Regions from separate parts of the Homo sapiens genome. Here region 2 is linked to region 1. Evidence: chromatin loops called from intact Hi-C (ENCODE). Cell type or tissue: heart right ventricle. All regions are shown on one strand. Links, peaks and the distances in the headings refer to the core of each region. The heading gives the core; the rest is flanking DNA. Region 1 overlaps MICAL2 (microtubule associated monooxygenase, calponin and LIM domain containing 2). Region 2 has its middle 9.6 kb from the start of MICAL2.

Region 1 (2,911 bases), core at 192-2,691:
GGAACAAAAATAAAGTAGAGCTGATTTTCCAAAGCACTAGCTGTTTTTCCAGAATCCAAAGCTGGCACAAGAAAACAAATGTGGAGGAGCTGGGGCTGACCCAGCTGTCAGGAGGGCTGGAGGGGTCTCTGAGCAAGAGGGCACAGCAGACCGAGCTCCACCGATGAGGCCTGGTAAGAGGAGGTCAGCAGCACACAGAGCGCAGGCCTCACGGCAGCTCTGTGCTCCCCAGAGGGGCAGTGTTCATCGTGGACAAGTTGGAATTGTGGGACGGTTTTATAATACTAAAAGCAGAGAATGGTGTTTATCTTCCTCCTTAATCTCTTACTTATTCACTCAGCAACAATTACTGGTGCATTAGCAAGAGTCGGGCACCACTCAAGGGGCCGGGAATACGTAGGCTCAGGCCCCGCCCACAGGGGCAGATGGATTACAAGACCACAGGCAAGTGCTTGTGGAATATGAACCAAGGGCATGGAAGCCCAGAGCAGGCGGTGTCCAACAGAGCCTCGAGGAGTCCAGAGGGGCCACAAGAGAGAAATCTCAAGAAAGCTTCAATTTTAGGAATGAGATTTATTTTACTAGAAGACTGGGCAGTGGACATTCCAGGCCATGGAAATACCCACACAGGGATGTGAGTGTGGAAAGAGCGGGACAGTGGTGGAATGACAGCAAGTTCAAGGTTCAGGATTCGTGAGGAGGTGCGGTGGGGATGTCCAGCGCACGTGGTGGCAGGTGTCCCCTCCAGGCCAAGGAGGGGGACTGGCCTCTCCAGTGGGTGGTGAGGAGCAGAAGACAGAGGAGCAGGAAGAGACAAGTCTTTGGGAAGATGATAGGGCAGCAGTGGACTGGAGGAGGAGGCTGGAGGCAAGGAGGCAGCTAAGGGGCTGTCCAGGCAGCAATGAGAGGAGCCGGAAGAGAAGGGGGAAGAACAGCACATGCAAAGGAGCATAGGAGCCCACTGGGCACCACCTGCCAGGAGGAGCCTGCTGGGGCTGGCGAGGTCTCAGACACTGGATGCCCAGACTTGGGGGTGACAGGATCCCTGCAACTTTGTAGGGCCCTACCCGACCTTCCCTCTTTCCCGGAGAGCTTCCGAGGTGCCTGGCACTATGCTTGGCTTGAAGGGAGACTAGCACTCATTCCCTGCTCAGGCCTGGCCAGCTTCCCTGCCCTACCCAGGCTGGGTCCTCCATGAGGCCTTACCCAGTGACCCCGGTCTATGACACTCAGCAACTTCAGTAGACTGGGGAAGGGGGCTCTGTGCCCTGCCTGGTGCGACAAGCGTGGATTCCTTCACAGATCCTCTCTGGGCTCTGTGAGCGTCCACTGTGCTTACTTGGGCATGACTCACATAAACACTGCCTCCTACTATGTCTCCACTTTCCCCATGTGCAATGTTGCCACCCAGAGAGCATAAACAGAAGGAAGGACTCATTTGCTTTGCAGATCGTATTAACATTCTCAGTCTTTATCTATCTTTGGAACCACTTCTGTGCCCAGCATTGAACAAAGGCTGCAGTGGCTGGCCGAAAAACACAAGGCTATTTGAACTTGCCTGCTACACTACAGTCTTTTCTGAGGACAGGCAAGCAGTACAGAGAAAACTGTAAGGCTTCAGAGCTATTGCCTCACACAAGCCACTTCTGATTCTCAGTTCCCTTACTGTAACAGACAAATTATAATCTCATCCTTGCAGGGTAGCTGTGAAGGGCAAGAAACGTGGATGACGGCAGAGCCAGGTCCTGGCAGGCACTCAGTAGATGTGGTAACGCACACTGCATCTACCACAGGAGGCAGATTTGTACCTGGGGAAATGTACCAGTTTAGAAAATAGTCTTGTAAATCAGTTCTCCAAGTTGCCAGCTCCTCCTTGTCTAAAATTATGAACAGTTTAGAGGCATCAAGCCAGACAATAATTTACAAACTGGAAGAAGCTGTCTCCTCCGCACCCCAATCAATGGCCACCCCTCCTCCCCTAGAAGAAGAATGAACAACTTCGTCTTCGGGCTCCAGTGGAAAAAGAGCTAAAGGTGGTGCTGAGGGCTGGATAGGCGTGGGAGCTCCAGGAACCAGCCCTTATCTAGAGTGAGATAAGGGGAGGTGGAGGGAGATGGTTTGACAGGAGAAGATAAGCGCAGCTTGGATATGTAGCCCAGCAGCCTGTACCAGGCTCAGACTTGCCACCCTGGACCTAAACACCCATCTCACCCTTTACAACTGGCTTTCCAAGTTAGGTCACAGACCTTAAAAATGACTCTAACACCCATGGCGGGTAGCTTTCCTCGTGGGATTAACATCAGAATATTTAGAGTCAGGGTAACCTGAATGTGAATCTGCTCTCAACACTTGCTAGTTTTGTGACCCTAGGCAAGTTACCTCATCCATCTTGGCCTCAGTTTTCTCATGCGTGAAATAGGGATAATACAGGCTTCCCTCAGTAACCATGGGAGATTGATTTCAGGATCCCATGCAGATACCAAAATCTGTAGATGCTCAAGTCCCTTATATAAAATGATGCCATGTTTGCATATAACTTACACACATTCTCTCGTATACTTTAAATCATCTCTAGATTACTTATAATACCTAATACAAGTGCTATGTAAATACTTACATTGCATTGTTTAGGAAATAATGACAGTAAAAAAGCCTGTACATATTCAGTACAGATGAAATTATCTGTTTTTTTTTTTTCCTGAATATTTTCAATCCACAGTTGGTTGTATCTGTGATGTGGGACCAATGGATGCAGAGGGCCACCTGTTCTCCTCACTTCATGGGGCTCTAAGGAATCAGTGAGATCATGTATGTGATAACCAATACTCATTACGATTCTTCAAACAGCCCAAACATCATCATATCAAAAGGAAGGGCAAAAGAAACATCATTCAAGACTACTGAGACTAGC
Region 2 (2,911 bases), core at 219-2,718, 59 kb after region 1:
ATCTCAGCTCACTGCAACCTCTGCCTCCCAGGTTCAAGTGATACTCCTGCCTCAGCCTTCTGAGTAGTTGGGATTACAGGCATGCGCCACTGCAGCCAGCTAATTTTTGTATTTTTAGTAGAGACAGGGTTTCACCATGTTGGCCAGGCTGGTCTCAAACTCCCTACCTCAGGTGATCCACCTGCCTCAGCCTCCCAAAGTGCTGGGATTACAGGCATGAGCCACCGTGCCCAGCCGTAGGAAGCAATCGTTGTGCCAGATCAGCACAGGTCACCAGGCAACACTGCCGCTCATGTGTTGCTGGCATGGGGCAGTTGCCAGCCTTCCAGCTCCTGCAGCTCACGCAGATTCTCCTCCTTCAGCTTTGCTGAATCTAGGGCCAGGTGCAGGTTCACTTATTTGGTGAAAGGTGCAACCTTCTTCTAAGGGTCACCACATCGTCAAAGTTAGAGGTGATGAGAAATAGACATGAATTCCACCTTCTCCTCAAGGGATCCATTTGTCCAAGTTTCAGCTGGCTCTTGATTTGCCCCTCTTCACAGCAGGTTTTCTTCTCACCTGATGACCCTGTGGATCTACAGCAATCCAAGTCCACAAGTAAACACTGAGGCAACAGCTTTCTGCGATCTCTTTGTCAGCTCCCACAATTATGTGAACTCTAATCCCTATAGTAATTCCCTCTTCTACATATTAATGGTCTTGCTGCCCTGATCAAACCTTAACTGATACAATAGGTAAATAGAAACTGCCGTTTTTCAGGCACCTACAATGGGCCCATATATTACCTTATTTATCTTCACAACATCCATATAGCAGGCTGAGATTTTTAACCCCATTCTACACTTGGGGAAACCAAAGACCAGGGTGGTTAAGTCATAGTAACAGGCAGAACTAGCATTCAAACCCTGATCTGTCCATCTCCTGAGCCTCAGCTCTTGTCACTTAGTCACTCTGAAACTTATCACAAGCACATATCTCATTAGCAGTAAAACTACTGCAAATGTGATATATACTTATTAGAAATAGGAAAAACTTTTAGATATATCCAAAGACATTGCCAAAGAAGTGGCAAAAACAAAAAAAAGGAGGCCATCCCCCCCCATAAAAGATATTAAAACACAGATGAAATGAATTGTAGACTTGCTGGTCATCAGGTAAGTGGCAGATTGGGCAACCTGGTTTAGGCAATATCTCAAGTGCAGGGTTCTGGTCCTTCTGTATAAGGGCAAGGCTGAAAAGAAATTTGACTTCTGGCAGAAATGCAATAGTTGTTTCTCTGCACAGTTTACCACTCAGCATTCTTCCCGCTGGCCAACAATCTCTGACAGTCCAACTGGGAGAAAATCAAAGAAGCCATTGAGTGAAGGCTGTGCTGGGTCTGTGCCCAAGAGTCACAGGATCCCAGAACAAAGTGGGAAGGCACGAGCCACAGCCGCCTTCTAAGAATGCCTGAGCGGCCAGCCCTCGAGGTTTTCTATTTCCCTAAGGACCAAGGGAAGCATCTTAGAACAAGGCTATATAGCTGCTCTGTTGACAGCAGAGAGCAAAGCATATTTATGTTGCATGGCTCACTGTGCGCAGAGGAGGGGGAATGGGAACTGGAAGAGGGGCAGAGGGAGGACCAGGAAAGAGATGGCATGAAACATCACCCTATGGATCCAGCCTGTCTGTCCGTTCCTCCCCCATCCCTCCTGATCTCGGCTTCAGGCTTAGTGCTACCCTTGTAAAAGGCTCTCCCTGTTCCTTTCCACCCAGTGAGAAGACTGTACTACAGGTCACCACCTTGGGAAGTCTTCCTTATTGCCCCAGTTCATGCTCCTTTCACATTCTGCAAACAGACTCACCCACGTCCCCGTGAAGTTTCGCGTCCTCGCTAGTGGTTGCTTACATGCCTATGACATCTCCTTCAGAGAAGCGCCCTACCTCTAACATCTTTTCCTCCTTGTATTAAAAATAGGCTTTATCTTTTGTATAATCAAAGCTGTGCCCAATCAAAAAGGTCAATCAAAAGGAATAATGTAAAAATAAAAAAAGACATTCTCATTATCCAGGGATTGGGGCCATTACACCTTGGAGAATATGGATCAATTCACATTATCAACATATGTACTTATGAAATCTTGCAGCTATAGAGGCCAGATGAGAGGGTTAAGGGTTTGGGCGTTGTAGTTAAACCAGCTTGGGGTGGAATCTCAAATCTAGCTGTATGACCTTGGATAAGTGAGTCTCTCTGATTCTCAGCTTCCTCTTTCATCAAATAGGGGTAGTGAAGTTGTTATAAAGTTGTCATAAAGTTGGCCAGGTGCAGTGGCCCACATCTGGAATCCCAGCACTTTGGGAGGCCAAGGTGGGCAGATTATTTGAGGCCAGGAGTTCAAGACCAGCCTGGCCAACATGGTGAAATCATCTCTACTAAAAACACAAAAATTAGCCAGGTGTGGTGGCACACACCTATAATTCCAGCTTCTCGGGAGGCTGAGGCATGAGAACCTGGGAGGCAGAGGTTGCAGTGAGCTGAGATGATGCCACTGAACTCCAGCCTGGGTAACAGAGCAAGACCCTGTCTCAAAATAAAATAAAATAAAATTCAAAGTAAATTCACAGTGTTGTACAACCACCACTATCTGGTTCCAGAACATTTTTCTTTCTTATATGGGAGCTGCTTCACACATAGTTTCAGAACATTTTTATCACCCCAAAAGGAAACCCACACCCATTAAACAGTCACTCCACTCCCCCTTCCTCATAGTCCCCAGCAACTGCTAATCTGCTTTCTGTCTCTATGGAAAAATCACTATCTTTTATCTTCAGACTTTCTCTCTCCTTTAGTTTTTCCTGCAGCATTAATTGTAGTCAAACTTCTCTCATCAAACTGAACTTTAAAAAGGAAACAAATCACAAAAAGAATGAA

The links. Hi-C counts contacts between places; a loop is a spot of excess contacts. Peaks named below come from ENCODE experiments on the same cell type or tissue, not always from the same donor. Only the 100,000 strongest peaks of a DNase experiment are listed, where the experiment ranks them.
Region 2: a loop joins it to region 1, with 2.3 times the contacts of the local background. A loop is called at or near these places in 27 of 110 quality-filtered maps.

Annotation. Positions count from the first base shown.
Region 1 is chr11:12,158,289-12,161,199 of GRCh38, reverse strand. The region is part of intron 2 of MICAL2 (microtubule associated monooxygenase, calponin and LIM domain containing 2); the gene reads right to left. Among named protein-coding and RNA genes, the nearest start is that of MIR6124, 3.9 kb to the left of the region's middle. In heart right ventricle, for the core only: a CTCF peak has its summit at 1,406; DNase peaks (open chromatin) are centred at 1,249 and 2,089; H3K27ac peaks cover 2,500 bases.
Region 2 is chr11:12,099,503-12,102,413 of GRCh38, reverse strand. No RefSeq gene overlaps it. Among named protein-coding and RNA genes, the nearest start is that of MICAL2, 9.6 kb to the left of the region's middle. In heart right ventricle, for the core only: no CTCF peak of the experiment used is centred there; a DNase peak (open chromatin) is centred at 1,377.